Linked DNA regions of Mus musculus: region 2 is linked to region 1. A link is a loop called in an ENCODE intact Hi-C map of the cell type or tissue named here. Cell type or tissue: heart. All regions are shown on one strand. Each heading gives the region's core, and the rest is flanking DNA. Links, peaks and the distances in the headings are about the cores only. Region 1 has its middle 9.0 kb from the start of Smim38. Region 2 has its middle 37 kb from the start of Gm45181.

The links. A loop is a pair of places that touch in the nucleus more often than their neighbours do. Peaks named below come from ENCODE experiments on the same cell type or tissue, not always from the same donor. Only the 100,000 strongest peaks of a DNase experiment are listed, where the experiment ranks them.
Region 2: it touches region 1 in a loop (1.9-fold over the local background); 2 of 42 quality-filtered maps call a loop at or near these places.

The regions. Positions count from the first base shown.
Region 1 is chr7:145,212,999-145,221,327 of GRCm38, reverse strand. It overlaps a transcript of Tpcn2 not described here. Among named protein-coding and RNA genes, the nearest start is that of Smim38, 9.0 kb to the right of the region's middle. In heart, for the core only: CTCF peaks have their summits at 382 (motif pointing left) and 4,530; a DNase peak (open chromatin) is centred at 5,617; H3K27ac peaks cover 5,134 bases.
Region 2 is chr7:145,126,263-145,134,591 of GRCm38, reverse strand. No RefSeq gene overlaps it. Among named protein-coding and RNA genes, the nearest start is that of Gm45181, 37 kb to the left of the region's middle. In heart, for the core only: a CTCF peak has its summit at 2,637; DNase peaks (open chromatin) are centred at 2,941 and 4,401; H3K27ac peaks cover 3,861 bases.

The DNA.
Region 1 (8,329 bases), core at 54-8,053:
GGGGGTCAGTCAGCACATCTGGCAGACACTGAACCTGGGTCAGTGCCCTGTGAGAGCCTTGCTGTGACTCAATGTGATCATCTTAGTGTGGTGACTCTTGCAGGAATTCTGGGAAGGGACAAACCAGTGTAGGTAACAGAAGGCACTGGACTGGCTCTAGCAGCCTAGGCCTTTAGGTTGCCTGCACCCTCCAAGAGGGCCTTCATTGCTCTTGAGCAGATCTATCCCATAGAAACATCATATAGACACCGGGGGCTGAAGAGTGGCTCAGCGGTGGTTAAGAGACTGTATTGCACGGCCACTCTTGCACAGGACCAGAGTTCAGTTCCCTGCATATCTGGTGGCTCACAGCGGAACTCCAACTCCAGTAGATCTACTGCCCTCTTCTGGCCTCTGCAAACACCTGCACTCATGTGCACAACTTCACACAGACACATGTAGATAATTTAAAGGAAAAAAAAAGTCAAGTGTTGGAGGCCCAAGCCTTTAATCCCAGCATCCATTGGGTAGAGTCACATAGATCTCTGTGAGTTAGAGGCCAGCCTGATCTGCATAAGGAGATGTCAGCCCAGGGATACATAGAGACCCTGCCTGTCTCAAAACAAAACTAATTAACAACCAACTAACTAATTAAAAAGAAATCTTAAAGGTAAACTACTTAAGAGGATGCTGAAGTTTTGAGTTGGCCCCTTAAAGAGGCCAGAGGAAGGAGGTAAAGTGGACATTAACTATGTCTGCATGTGACTGACACTCAGACCCTGAATTGTGCATTCCAATTCATCACCATCAGATTGTCATAAAAAGACTCTGCCTGTTGAACTCTGCATATTGATCATGGTGCTGAAGTTGTATTTAACAGCTTCAGGACAGGCAGTTGTGGCACACTCCTTTAATTCTAGCACTTGGGAGGCAGAGGCAGGGGAATCTCTGGGTTCAAGGCCAACCTGGTCTACAGAGTGAGTTCCAAGACAGCCAGGGCTACACAGAGAAACCCTGTCTTGAAAAACAACCAAACCAACCAAACCAAACCAAACCAAACCAAACCAAACCAAACCAAACCAAACCAAACCAAACCAAACCAAACAAACAAAACCCAACAAACTTGGGTCTTCTAGAATTGCAATCTGTACCCTTAACCAATGAATTCACTCTCTAGCCATCATCACCACCACCATCATCATTTGTATGTAGCTCAGGCTAGCCTCGAACCTGACATGAGCTGAGGATGACCTTGAACTTCAGATCCTCCTGCCTCCACTCAACCCAGTACTGGAATCCCAGGCATGGGTCACCACACCTGTTTTGGGGGGACATGGGGGATCAGACTGTGCGTGTCCTAACCACTATACCTATTGGGCCACTCCTCCAGCTCTGCATCTGGTCTTGAAGTGACTTCTTTGCTGTGAGGCTGAGGGAGGTAACAAGGGGTGCGTGGGAGAACCACACTGAACTGCCCTTTGTGAGGCCCTGGAGAGGAGCAGGGGAGGAGACACAGAGAGGTCTGTGTAGTTTCTTAGAGGCGAAGCAGGAAGCCTGCCCTGGTCATTGGGATGTTGGGACGAGCTCACTCTGGGTCTTAGCCTGTGGGCCTGGCATTTGCTGGGTGCCAGCTGCCTGTGGTCCTGGGGTTGGCACAACAAGTCTGGCCGCCAGCAGCAAGGTGGGTGGGGCGTGCTGAGGGGCAGCATCCATCGCTCCAACAGTCCTGTGGTCCTGCCAAGTGGTGGTGGAACCAGGCCCACGTGTCAAGGTGCCTGGTAACTGGATGGCTATGTGAAAAATGCCAGGGGTGTCCACAGCCAAACCTTCATATTGGGATTCTGGAATCAGGCGGATGGTGGCTGGAGCCAGTCTGTTTGTGCAGGGCGGCCTGTGGGAAGGTGCCCAGAGACGGGACAGATTACAGCCAAGGGTATTACCCGCTGGGCTCAGGGTTAAGGGAGAAGAAAATAATCACAGACAACAGAAAGCACAGCTGCCAGCCCTCCTGGGTCTGAGACGGTGGCTCTGGGCACAGAGGGTAGGGTCAGTACCTTCTGGGTGCCTGGAGATGATGCCAGGCACACACTCGGTGGCATTTCTAGTGCACACAGCACCTGGGATCATTTAGGGGGACATGATAGTGTTTTCTTTTTTCTTTTTTCTTTTTTTAAATCAGAAGATCTTAAAATATGTAGCTAGGTTGGAGAGTGCTTGTGCCTCATGCACAAAACCCTGGGGTTCTGTCCCCAGACTGCATGGGCTGGGCATGAGGGTGCATATCTGCCACTCTAGCACTGGGAAAGTGGAGGCAGGAGGATCAGAAGATTACAATCATGTCTCAAAAGTGTGGTGCCCTGAGGCTGCACCCATCCGTGGGGGTGTTGATAGGGTGAGGGACGTTTTCTTCAATGGTTTGGCTTCTGGCAAGGCGGTCCAGGCTTTTTCAAACAACCCCATTTGTGCTCCCATAAGCAACCTTAACGGGCTCTTTGGGTCATACACACAGAGACAAAAGTAGAAAGGAACTAGTTATGAACACACACACACACACACACACACACACACACACGAGAATATGAAAACGTCACAAAGAGGGCCATCGTGTATCATTACTGTATACTAATACAAGGCTGCTAGTCTGCAGACCCATTCACACATTTACACAGGATTCAGTGATGTCCCTGTAAAATTCACACCCACTCCCAAACTCCATATACTTGGAAAAAATGACCTGGTTGATGTAATTAGTCACAGAGAGGACACCATGCAGTAGGGTGGGCCATGATCCAATGGCTCTGTCCCTTAGAAGAATGCCACAGTCAGAAACACGAAACTGTGGGGAAAAAAACCCTTGATGTCATAGTGATGTGACCAAGAAATCCTAGAGCTCTCAGACCCTGGAGCAGGCAGGAAGGGCAGTCTCCAGAGCCTTCTGAGAGAACGGCCCAGTTCACACCTTGAGGTTGGACTTCTGGCCCACAAGGTTCAAGACACTTGGGTTGAGGTGCTGTCCTGTGGTGTCAGCCAAAGTGGACAGATAGCTTGACACTTGTCTAAGATGGCTGTGGTGCTCAACATTTATTATTGTTTGTTTGTTTTTGACTGGGTTGTGGATGTCCTGAAACTTGCTATGTATAGGCCAGGCTGGCCTCTAATTCAGAGATATGTATGCCTCTTCCTTATGTGTATGGGATTAAAAACATGTTTCTCAGGACGGTCTGTCTAGGAGGTGGGTGAAACTTACCTCACCCTGTTGTCAGCCCCGTGCCAGGCAGTGACATGAAGGGGTTCTGTCCTCAGTCAAAGGACCTCAGCGGTATGCATGTGTTGAGAGGGTGTGGGCGAGAGGTAAGCCTGAGTCAGAGCCTCAGTTCTGATGGGAGCTCTATAGAAGAAGCTCTTGTCTATATTCTCAGCACTTGGTCATTGATGTAGGAGGGTTGTCATGGGCTACAGAGTGAGCTTGGGCTAGCCTGGGCTTCAGAGCAAGACCCAGTGTAAGCAAACAAAAAACCAAAACAAATATTCTCGGTTTTTGCTCCTGCTCTACTGTCTCCTGGCCAAGTGATCTAGAGGAGTCACACCTTTGTCAGCCTCTTCCATATCTGTTAGATATGTCAACTCTGGTTTCTGCTTTAGAGACTGCCATGAGGATCTGGGGGAGAAATGCCCCTTGTTCCTGTGTCCCTTAGAATGTAGCTCCGAGCAGGGCTTTGGGGAGGGAATGGTCAGGGACTTAGAGTTCCTTGTCTCTGCCTGTCACCCATTATCTCTGTCTCCATATAGCTATCTCCATCAGCCCTTGCTGACTGTAGCATCATAGCACCAGCCCCAGAGAGGGGGCAGGGACATTGTAAAAGAAAACAAAAAACAACCCCCCTGGCTGTTCGTGTCTTCTGTAGTTTTCTATTGATGTCTCAAAAGAGCTGAGCCCTCCCTGCACCAGTGTGGTGGGTCTGAGTGGCTGTCACCCTCCAGGACTCCTTCATTTGAAGGTCCACCTCTTTTGGTTTTTGTCCTCAGGGTCTGCTCAGCACTTCAGTCGTCCTAAGCAGACTGCCAGGGGGGCTGTTCCTACTCTGACACCCAGAGGTCTTTCCCTGCAGGTCTGTCTGTCTTTGTTGCTTCTGACAGGCCACTGTGGGGAGCCAGCAACCATCAGGGCTCGGGGCTGTCCCGTGTAGATGTGTGTGGCTGGAAAGGTTCCCAAGCAGGGACATTTCTATGGGTCACAGGGTCTCTGCATAGATCACTTGTCTTGCCATCCTAGGGCCACACAGGTGGGGGCTGCCACATGTTTCCAGGAACACATGCAACCCTGCTGAGGAAGGCACCCAGGCATTTCTCCTAGAGCTTCCTGTGTGTCGTCCACACACAGCCACCAGCAAAGGGTGGGTACAGACATGATGGTGACCCTCCATTCAGGAGGAGGAAACTAAGGCCCAACAGCAGGGAGGTTAGTGGGTGGGTGGGGTAGTGGGTGGGTGGAGTTGCTGGGGAAGGGAGCTGCTTTCCTCCCTGCTGGAGCCCCACATTTCTGCCTCTAGATGGGGCCTGTGGTCCCTAGGACAGTCCACATTTCCAGAAAGCTCTGAGCTCTTGTTTTTCTGTATGGCAGATCTGTCAGGCAGAATCAGTGTGGAGTATGAGGGCTCTTCAGCAGGAGTGGAGGTACTCCATGACCCCCTAAGTGTCATCTGCAGTCCTTCTTGCAAGTACTTGGGCTTCTCCAGTGGGGGAGCAGCACCCCTCTTTGGGGCCCCTGCAGACCCCAGGCCTCTCTCTCTGGCTTTCCCTGCTTCGAGTTCCCCACAGAGAACTGTGGAGCCCCAGCCTGTTCCTCACCAGTGGGCCTGGAGGGATCCCTAGGAGAGGCGTTTGACTTTGTGGGCAGGTTTAGGTTTTCTTGGTGACCATAGCCTAGAGGAGTCTGGGAACATTCTGAGGACAGGTCAGTAAGAGCTCTGGCCTTTCCGTCCCTCTCTGTGAGCAAAGTCCCCAATTTTTCTTTTTGTCCTAAACACAGGCGAAAGGGGAAGTGTCCCTGGAGACAACCTTAGGAGCTTGGGAGGAGATACAGAAATAGTCCAGGCTGGACATCTTGACACCTCAGACTTGCTAGGTGACACTGGGTGACAGGATTTTCTGGGCCTCAACTTCCTCTTCCATAGCAGCAAGGGCAAGACTGGCCAGGGACATGACCTTGAGGCTACAGCTCACCACTTAGCCCAAGTTCAAAGACTGGACAGGGCTCTTTCTGACCCCTATCCTCAAGTCAGTGCAAGGGTGTGGCTTTGGGGTATAGAAATTCCAAGCAATAGTTATCATAAAGGAAAGGTGACATTTAGGATTTGTTTTCTCCGTTTGATGCTATTTTATACAGATTTCAGTGGCTCAGCTGCTATTAACCCAGGGCAGCTTGTTGCCAGAGCCCCTTCACTCTGCCTCTTTGCTTCCAAACTCTGCCCCCACAGCATGGCCTGTGTTCTGTCCCTGTGGCTTTACCTGTTCTATAACATTCTATCACTATCTGCGGCAGTATCCTTGTGCTTGGCTCTTGTCACTGTCCACCAATTGTTGGCTGGCTATGCCTGCAGCCTGGGTGCCTGTGGCTTGCCTATTGCTCAATATCACATGAGCCCCATGGCTGGTGCCAGGCTGTCAGAATAGGAATAGACCGGAACTTGATTTCTTATCTTCTCGTTGTGTCCAGATGAGTAGCTGTGAGCATGGCATCATAGACATTCATGCCCCGTCTGTGTGGCTGTGGCTGTGGTTTCTGTCTCATTCATTCTGGTATTGGTCACATTTTTTTCAGACAAAATGCCTGATACAAGGAGCTTCAGAGAGAAGGGCTTTGTTTCAGTGTACGGCTGAGGCTCCCTGGCCCTCCTGCCTGCTTGACACCTTCCCATCAAAGGTTCATCACCTTTCCTGTCTCCTTTCTCATGTTCCCAGAAGAGGATAAAAGGGAGCCTCAGAGAGTGACCATCGACAATATCTAATCTAATAAGGCTGCTCAAAGTGCTGGGTGCATGTGTCATACCTCCAGGAGCACTTAGGATGCTTAAGAATTCTTGTGTGTGGTGGACGGTACACTGTGGCTGTTCAATAAATATCTAGAGTGCAAATACATGAATTTGGAGTTCCCCACCTGGCAGCACCAGGCACGAGTCTACCGGCATTCAGATTTGATGTTTCGCGCTCTCTGCACTGCTGTTGATTGGTTGGATCTAGAGCAAGGGACTAAGTAGTGAGATACCCTGGAGCTGGACCCAGAGACTTGGAGACCTGCTCAACTGAAATCAGGCCCACTATGGGCTCAAGACAGAACTCAGTTTGTGGAGTGCCTGCATAGCATTCACAAAGACCTAGGGTTCAGACTCTAGAACAGCATAAACTGGAATGGTGGTTCCCGCCTGCAATCCCAATATTCAGGAAGTAGAGTTAGAAGGGTCAGGAATTCAAGGCCATCTTCAGCTACATAGTTTGAAGCTGGCCGGGGCTATATTAGACCTTGTTTCAAACAAAACCCAATACAAAAATCACCTCACCAAGTGGCTAGTTAAGAAGAGAATGGCCCATTAGAGACAGGACCTGGTGTGGCTGGGTCTTAGTGGTGACCAAGGACTGTCCCTATGACTAGCCTGCATACAGGCTTCTGTTCTAGAGGGAGAGGAGGGGATCAGAGCTGGAAACCTTTGGCTTTTGGATAACTCTAGAAGTGCCAGCTATCAGAAGCCTGTTCTGGGAGAGGCTGGCTAGAAAGCAGGGTGGCTACCACAGGTGAGGGCTCAGAGGGATAGAGCTTTTCCCCATTGTCCCACTACCTGCTTGCTCAGACCCCTGCATCTCTGCTTCTCTAGTACCCAGACAGCACATCTTCCAAAGAGACACCTGGTGATGGGGATCTTGCCCACCCAGCACTGACCTCCAGCTCCCCCAGCTAGCCCTGGGGGGTACAGGAGGTACAGACCTCAGAGGCTCCAGGGACCTCCACCACAGGGACCATTTCCTGCTTCTGACTGCGTTCTGAGAACTGAGAATATGGGCTTTGTGTGTACACATGTGTGTATATGTGTGTGCACAGCCTGTATTCACATGTGTATGCTTTGTGTGCATGTGTCTGTATAGACTGTACATGCAGTGTGTCTGTGGGCTGTGTTATGTGTGCATGCCTGTGCCTATGTGCTGTGTGTGCATATGTGTATATGCCTATGTATATGTGCTGTATGTATGCAGGTGGTAGACAAAGGTTGACTTGAGCATCTTCCTCAATCACTCTTCACTTGGTTATTATTTTTTAAATATTTTCTTTTGTTTGAGACAGGGTCCCACTTTGTGTAGCTACAGCTAACTATAGAGACCAGGCAGGCCTTGAACTCACAGAGATTCATCTGCCTCTGCCTCACAAGTGCTGGGATTGAAGGTGCACACTATGACTCCTGGCTCCACCTCATTTTTTGAGACAGGGTCTTTCACTGGCCTGGAGTTCTCTGATTCAGTGAATGCTACGGATCTTTCTGTCTGTATCCAGCCATCCCTGGGGTTGTGGTTATATGCCACTGTGCCTGACTTTCACATGGGTACTGGGGATGAACTTCAGGTCCTTGTTTGGCACAGCAAACATTTTATCCACTGAGCCATCTCCTAGCCTCAATATATGGCATTGAGGTGCCCTGTCTTGGAGGCTATGTGTTCAGGCAAGCACATGAGGCTAACATGCTTATTTTGAGAACAGTGTCCATTTTGAGCCTTCTTTATTGACTCCTAATGGAGTGTGTGACAGTCAGGCTAGCTAGGTCATATGCACATGTGAGGTCTTCATGTTCTGCATGTGTGTGAATATGGTTGCATGTGTGTATACATGTACGTAAATGAAGATGGGTATGTGCAAGTGTGTGTGAACATAGGCTGGGGTGGGACAGCTTGTATCTTCTCCTGACTCTTTCTCAGCCCCTGCAGACCCACTGAGGCCCCAGCCCTCAGCTGATGAGCCAGGCCTGGCACCTGAGCAGGGGACTGTCTGGAGGCTGCTGGCTTTTCTGGCCTGACCCAGGAGTTTGGAGTCAAACATTTAGAATAGCAGGGTGTGCTGTTGGTCTTAGCCTTAGGCAGAGACAGGCTGAGTGGTTTTGGGGCTCAGATGGCACCAGTGAGGAGAACTGAGACAGAGAGACCCATGTCCCAGAGGCAGTGTCACCACAGGGAGAGGCAAGAGCAGCTTCCTGGTGTGATTCTATCTCAGCTTCCATGGTCAGTCGTCAGAGTGACCTCTGTTTTCAGTAAGTGAGTGTTGTCACCTACCACGGACAGTGTGGATGCCTGAAGTCCCTTAGGGTAGCTG
Region 2 (8,329 bases), core at 140-8,139, 87 kb after region 1:
GAGGGATGCTGGGACAACCTGGCTGCCACTTAAGGTTTGAGACTTAACAGGTACCATGGTGCACGTGTAGAGGTCAGAGGCCAACTCTGTGGGGCTGATTCTGCCCTGCCATCTTTAAAGGAATCTGAATCTGGGGATTGAACTCCAAACCCCAGGTTTGATGTGTTAGCCTTCTCACACCTTCCCTTTAATCAACTCACAGTACCTGAGTATTTCTGGGGTCTGAGAGTTTGATGCATGTGCTCAGTGCCTGAGAAAGGCTGGCTTGCACTTCCAGCTTTGTACACATTTATTAGCCCATTCACTTACAGAAGCAGCAATTTTTGCCTTGAACCTGGACTTCTCTTGGTGTTGGGATGTAGGATGCTTCATTCCTTACCCCTGCTCATTCAATGCTGGGGTTACAGCTGTGCCTGAGCTTTCTGTGAGTACTAGTGATTTCAACTCAGGTCCCCATTCATACAGAGCAAACACTTGTGCCTACTGAGGCAGACCTTGGATGCATGTTTTTCTCTTGAATATTTTTAGTTCCATCTTAGGATAAGCCAATGGAGGGACCATTGTATCCTAAGACGGGAAGTTGCCCTGTCCACAACTTGTTAATAGCTCAGACTCTGCTCAGCAGTATCTCTGTGTCTGCTGTCTGCCACCTTGGTTCATCATAGCCTGCTAATAGAAGCCTGTTACTTCCTCCCTGTATACTCTTTCTAAGCCTCCTACCCTGACTACCACAGTGACTTTGTGTGTGTGTAGCATGGGGTGAGGATGGTGCTCAGCCTAAGCTGGCTAAATCAGACAGGAGGATAGGAATATGTGTGCCCCAGTGGGCAGTCAGATCAAGGTTGCCCAGCCTAGGGAGCCCAGAGCACGCAGAGAGAGTTGGGTAGGGGCATAGTGAGAGGAGAGTCAGGGATTGGTAGGAGCTGGCCCCAACCCAGAGGCCTCAGTTGGGCTGAGGATGAAGAAAACACTGAGCAGAGGGGAAAGAGAGGGAGAGGCAGCACGAGTCAATAGAAGAGGTTTTTAGGATGATCCAGGGAGCTTTGGGAACAGACTGAAAGATTCTTGTGAGTGAAGATCAGGAGGCAGGGTGGGAGGAGGTATACCCCGCCCCCTGGGCAGGCTTGTTATAGTCTATTCAGTCACATTGAGGCTCTTGAGTGTGCTCCACCTGGGAGTACAGGCCTCTGGGGTTCTTGGGGTCTTGCTGCAGGACTGGTATAGAGGAGGGAGAGCAGAGGTCTAGAAGCAAAGAATTCAGTATTCCTACCAGAACACCACCATAGGGCAAGCTTTCTGCCCAGGGAGTAAGCCTTAGGCTGACTCCAGGGTAGGACAGGTACTATTTGATCTCTACAAGTCTTAAAAAATGGCATTGTGGGCTTTGGTACCACATGGGCTCTGGGAAGCAGGAACAGGCAGTGAGGGGGCCCTCCATCCATCCATCACTGAGTTGGGAACCAAAGCTGCTCCTTGGTGCACTCCTCTCTGTTCTCATCTTTGTGATGGACTGGGTTGTAGAATAGGCAAAGGGCACTTCAGAGTTCCGGAGATGGGCTGGGTTTCTCAAAGAAGGTTCCAGGGAATTCCAATCCCATAATATGTTCCAGATGAAGGGCCCAGGGGCTCATCTTAGTTTAAAGAACGTCGTTTGTTCTCTGCCCTTAGATGGTTATCATAGGGGTTCTATCAAAGATTTTTATCCTGGAACCAATCTCACTTCTCTCATTCTAGTAATGTCCTGAAGGATCTAGAACCTGCTCTTTGAAGCAATGATGACACTGCCCATGCTAAGCAGATGCCAGTGCCTAGCAGGAGCCCATGCTGAGCAGGCGCCCACGCTAAGAGGCACACACGCTGAGCAGGTTTCCAAGCTCAGCAGGAGCCCCACATCCTTCTCTCAATTGTTCCATCTGTCCATCCACCCGCATGCACACTCAAGCACACATCCGGGTATCTGTGGGAAGGGCCCTTTACTAGAAACTGCTTATTGGGCATGGAGCTGAGTGATGTTGTTTGGGTTGTGTTTGCCACCTCATTTTGGAGATGGAGACACTGGGTGATAAAAGGGAAACCTGGCTATTGGAAATAACCACCAAAGGTAGAATGACCTGGTTCTTAAAAAAAAAGATTTATTTTACATGTATGAATATTTTGCTTACATGTCCATATGTTGACCACATGGATACATAACACTTATAGAGTCCAGAAGAGGGCATCAACTCCCCCGGAACTGGAGTCAGGATAACTGTGAGTCACCATTTGGGTGCTGGGAATCGAACTCAGGACCTCTGGAAGATCAGCCTGTGTTCCTAACCATTGAGCCATCTCTCTAGCCCCAGAGATGGGTTCTTTTTTTTTTTTTTTAATTTATTATATGTAAGTACACTGTAGCTGTCTTCAGACACACCAGAAGAGGGAGTCAGATCTCGTTAGGGATGGTTGTGAGCCACCATGTGGTTGCTGGGATTTGAACTCAGGACCTTCAGAAGAGCAGTCGGGTGCTCTTACTTGCTGAGCCATCTCACCAGCCCCTAGAGATGGGTTCTTAATGAACATGATGCCCTAAGGGATGGACTGTTGCAAGGAGGCCTGAGTCAGGGCTTGTCCACTTGCCCTCTAGCTGTGACTCTTGGCTTTGCAAGAGACCACACATCCCTCTGGTGCCCCAACAGTAGGGCAGCCTCAGTGGCCAATAGATCCTGCTCCAGACAGCCTTCCATGGCCTGTAAGAAATCTGTGCTGTAGCCAGGGTTGGCAAGTGCAGCTGAGCTGCACCCCTAGGCCAGGCCCAGGCTGCCAGGACATAGCTACCCTCTACCCCCTGGGGCACTCCATCCACCAGTTGGTACAGGATGTGTGTGCCCTTCCAGGGGAAGAGAAACCAGATCTTGAGGCCTCTGAGCTCATCTCTCCCCGCCCATCAGCTGCCGCCCCTTTCCCACAGTGGGCAAATACAGGGCTCTATTTACATGGCAACCCCGGGGTGGCCAGCGGTGACAGGTAAGTGGCTTATGTAATAGTGGTGTGGCTCTTGGCAGCCTTGTTCCAGGAGAAGGAGTCATGACAGGACTTGAGCCCAACACCTCACCTCCGAGGTGACATCTGGTTGGACGTGCAAGTCCGGAAGCCTCTGGTAGCCAGGAAGCCAGGTACAATTTCTGCCTGTTGCCTGTCAGCAGGTGGCCCCTCAGGAAGGACACAGTCTCATGCAGCCGTGAGTGGCCGCTGTGAGTGGCCACTGTGTGGACAGCTTGTAAGCAACTCCAAGTGGCACCAACAAACTGTCTCTCCTGTCCCGCCCACGCTTTACAGGCGGTGCCTGTCCCAGGTCACACAGAGAAGTCTGTAACTGCTGCTGTAGGTGTCCAGCACTGAATGCTCTGCTCTGACCTTTCCCAGGTCCCCAGGACCTCTGAGTCTGATGGCTCTGGGTTTGTTCCCCTCCTCAGCAACTGCAAGTGTCCCTTAGCTTTCTGTGGGGTATCTATGTGCCCAGCAAAGCCAGCGCCAAGTTATGATGCCCTCCATGACCCCAGAGGCTCAATGGAGTATAGGAGATTCAGAGCCCAAATTCAGGCCAGGAAGTACCCAAACCCCAAGTTCTGAACAATGGTTCCACACTTGGGGTCTTTACTCCATAGGACAGGGCAGTAGGACAGGTCCTTGTCTTACCCACCTTGTAAGGACCATGACAACTGGGGTTCACCCCTGTTTGGTCTCTTTCCTGATATCCATGGGGTACTAGAAGGGTGTGTAGTGTGTGAACAACAAGATAAATAAAATGGAAGGGAGGGAGGGGAGAGAAGAGAGAGGCAAGGGAGGAGGAAGAAAGGAAGGAGGAAGAAAGCTAAGTGGGAGGGGCAAAGGAAGGATAGAGGAAGGATGTGGAGGGGGAGTGTGGGAAAGGGAGGGAGAGTGGCGCGTGCTGTCTGCCCACCCCCTGCACTCTGGAGCCAGCCCAAAATCCTATCCCAGTTCTGACAATGACCACAGGTGATGGACCTATTGCTGCCCCTCTCTGGATGTCTTTTTTATTTTATCATGAATAGTAGAAACACTCTGTATACATCACACAGGTTCAACCAAGGCTCACAGAGAAGGGGAGGAGGACTTTGCAGAGGCCTCTAGGACTGGGAGAAGACCCTCAGCAAGGATACATTATGTCCTCCCACCCTAGAGGCAGCTGCTCCTGTCCTGGGCATATCAGCCTCCCCCTACTTCCCCCAACCCCGCTGCCTCCCTTTGCTTCTCTCAGTGTCTGCTGAAGTGGTCCCCAACCCCTTGCTCCTCCTGCCTCTCCCAGGTAAGCTGGCTTCTGTTATGTGCTGAGCAGTTTAGGAACCAGCCACGGGCTATGAGCAGGGTGTTTACTCTTTGGCCTGAGAGAGTCCCATTCAGAACTTGCTCTGCCTTCCCATGGGAAATCTGCCTCAGGGAGGAGCTGTGCATCGACCCAGCAGAAGAGGAGGAGGGGAGGGAGGGAGGAAGCCAGCCCTCCCACTGCCCCGGGCTTCCTTGAAATGGTTTGCCAAAGGCTTTATCTCTTTGAAAACAAAAACCTCAAAGAATATTTTTTTGCATGACCTGATTTTCTGATATGCTTGGAAAATGGTTATGAGACAGGTGGATGGTTATCTCACCCACTTCCCTATCCACGGCCTTCTGCCTCACTTCTTACCGTGTTTCCTTGCTTGTTCATTCATGCATGCACACACCCTTTCATCCATTCATACACTGTCCACCACCCATTCATTCATCAGTTCTTTCCCTACTCATTCACCCATACCTCTACTTGTTCACTCATCCTTCTATCCACCCACCCACCTACCCAATCACCCACCCATCTACCCACCTGCCCACCCACTCACCCATGTACCTACCCACCCACCCATTCATGTACCTACTTACCCACCCACCCACCCACCCACTCATTCTTCTGTGTACTCATCCACCCATCCACAACTACCTGTTCATCGTTATGCCCACCCTCCCATCTGTCAATCATCTAGTCTTTACTGAAGCAGTACTGGGAAAGGTCCTGAGCTTGCTGTCCTGAGACATAGCCCTGCTTTCAGTAAAGTCACTGTGCTAGAGAGAGCAAAGTCTGGGCATAATGCCTACCCATCTTGCTATTTCCTTCTTCTATCCTTTGACAAACCTTGCCCCTCTTTGAACTTTAGTGTCTTCATGTGGAAAATGGGCCAATCACAGTACCTGCTTTTCCATGTGGGCTATAATGAGAAAATGTACACAGGAGTTCCTGGAGTCATGTGGGGAAGTGCCAAGATGGCTGAGGAATGGCCATCGGCGTTGGCTTTCTGCACTGTGGAACAAAGGAAGTCATCCAACCTTGCTGGGGTCTGTGCTGGTGTGGACTTGGACACAAAGACAGCAGGGAAACCAGAAAGGCATGGCCTGGGAAAGGGTCTCTTACCGGCCATGGTGGGAAATAGGTTCAGCGTTTCTGCCAGAGAATGGCTGGCATCACATTGCGGAAGGCTTTCTCTGGCTGTTGAGTAAAGTCCAGGAGACTGAAGGACATGACCATGACACTGAACCTCACTGATACTTTTCCTCCTGAATGCTAATATGCTGCAGGCCCCAGAACCATTAGATCTGAATGGATCCCCCTAGTCTTTCAGTAACACCACATTCAGGCCTCACTTTCCTATCCTCTAACCCTGAAAGACATTACTAATCAACTACCATTCTCTTTCCTTAGGGTTTAAAGACATTCAGTTATAGACAACAATCTCTAGCCCCTTGTGTGTGTGTGTGTGTGTGTGTGTGTGTGTGTGTGTGTGTGTGTGTGTGTGTGTGTGTGTGTATACATACATACACAGGCAGACATACACATGTGGAGTCACAGGTCAATTTACATGTCTTCTTCCACCTCTCTCCATCTATTTTGAGGCATGGTCTTTCTGAACCTGGAGTTTATCAGTAGACTAGACTGGCTGGCTATCCAACTCCAGGGATCCTCCTGCCTCAACTCCCCTAGCCCTGGAATTACTGATGTATGCTGCTGCTGCACCCAGCATTATTTTTCTTAAGACAGGGTTTCTCTTTATGTAGCCCTAGCTGTCCTGGAACTCACAGAGATTCACCTGCCTCTGCCTCCCAAGTGCTGGGATTAAAGGTGTGCACCACCAGTGACCCAGGAGGCACCTCACAGTTTATGTGGGTGCTAGGGATTCAAGTTCTCATTGGTTGCCTGGAGCACATTTTACCTACTGAGCAGCCTTTTCGGGCCCCAAGCTCCATTTCAAGTGCTTGAATCTCCATGTAGCCTGTGGGTGCCAGCCGGACAAGTCAGCTCTGTCGTGCTGCATGGCCAGCCTCTGGAAATCAGTGAGAATGAATAGGAGCTCACTTAGCACAGAGGCCAGACACCAAATGCTACCAACAGTGGGACTTCTGGGTGGTCAGATTAGATCCTAAGGTGGACGAGGGGAGCCTGCCGTGGCCTTCACCTTGGTGTTACTCTTCTGGTCTGACCTTCTTGAGTTCATTTTCTTTTGTCCTTGAACAGGAAAACAAAAGCCGAAAGGGGCTAGGCGTGAGTGGTGGCCGTGCCTCACCTCCCTTTCTGCAGCAACTTTGGGCTATTTTTAGTTTCTGGGTGACTGTCATTGCTGCCTGGGGCTGACATTCCATACCCTGGGAACCCTGACCTGCAGCCTTTCTGCTGTGAGCTGAACCAGCTTTGTTCATGCCCAAGAAGGAAAGAACAACATTCATTAGCGACCGGCACCTTTTGGAATATCGGAAACAGAGCCTCCATGACCTTAATGACCCTTAACTCTTGGCTGTGCAAGACTGCTTGCATGAATGTTTTTTTTTTTTTTTTTTTTTCTGGACGGTTCAGAGGCTGCCAGCCTCGTGACTAGAGAGATTAAGACTAAGTTAGAAAAAACTGACAGTGTCTCCAAATGGGTAGAGAACAGAGGCCCACCTCCAGGCACCTTCCCAGGGGGTTGTACAGGTAGGAGTGTGATTGGAGCCTAATGGCAGCTGAACATGGCATGGAATACCAGTATTCCATGAGAAGGAAGGGGCCCCAGCCACTTGCTGACTCTAGAGGTAGGGACAGGATTGGCACAGGTGACCTGTAACTTCTTTGGTGCTGGGGGCTGGGGGTGGGGAGGATGGCCATGGCTGCCTGGCCTTTGGGAAGAAGGGCCTGCTCTGTCTCAGGCCCTAGAACCTTTGACTAGAAAAGCAAAGGTCACGGGAACAATCCCTCCCTTTCACGCTGGGTGACCTGGCAGGAGCACACTGGAGCTGACAGAGGGTGCAGCCCCTCCCCAGCCGCCCAAGACAAACACAGCACTAGGAAGTTCCCACGCTCTTGTGCTGGAGGCTGGGCAGGGGGAGGGCAGGGCCTTAGAAGCTGCAGGTGAGTCTGGAGACCCTGCCTGGGGTCCACCTGCAGCACTCACCTGCAGGGCCCACGCCTCGCAGATGCGGCTTGCTAAATCTGTACTAGTTCATCTCATCACCACCTTCCCTGCAGAACAGGAACCTGAAACCCAGAGAGATTAAGTGACTGGTGGACACCCAGTCACACAGCTGTGGGAAGAAGTTGGGTTTGGAGTTGAAGTTCTATGGCTCTTTAGAGTATGGTGCTTATGTAGACATAGTCAGATTGATGTCTGGTGGGACTTTCAAGGGCCCTGAAAAGCAGTGACCTAGAGTTCCCATTCACAGAGTGGGTGTGTGGGTACCTGACTGGCCTCTGGGTAATGTCTGGCTATGGAGTGAATGAACTGGAGAAACACATACTTTTAGCCCCCTGAACTTAGCCTGGTGTTACTTTTGGGGTTCTTCGTTCTGGGGTGATATAGAGTTGGGGTGGAGGTCCTGGCTTACTTGAAGTCCGTGTAACCAAAAGCAAGCTCCACTCTCCATGAGAAAGCACCCATTTCCTCAAAGAAGCAAATGGGTGGTCACAGGGTCCCTAGCCCTCCAGGGTCCACTTGTCGTGAGTTTGCTGACACTCGTGCCTTGGCTGGGAGCACCTAGACACCTGGAACATTCCTTCCCTCCAGCACACATCTATTGGACACCAGCTGTATACAGGCTTAAGCTCCTAAGGCTGCAGGTGCCATTCTTGGCACCTGGGTGCTCCTGGCTTCCGTATTGGTTTTCGATTGCTGATGCCTGTCTCCATGGACAGGACCCTGAGGCCCTGGGAGGGGTCAGGAAGGACTGAGGACACAAGGAATTCTGATCTTAAGAGACTCCTCAGTAATAGTCACCACTGTTACTTCATGGAGGCACTGTCATTGTCAGGCTCCCCAAGGGCAAAGGACCAGGAGTCACC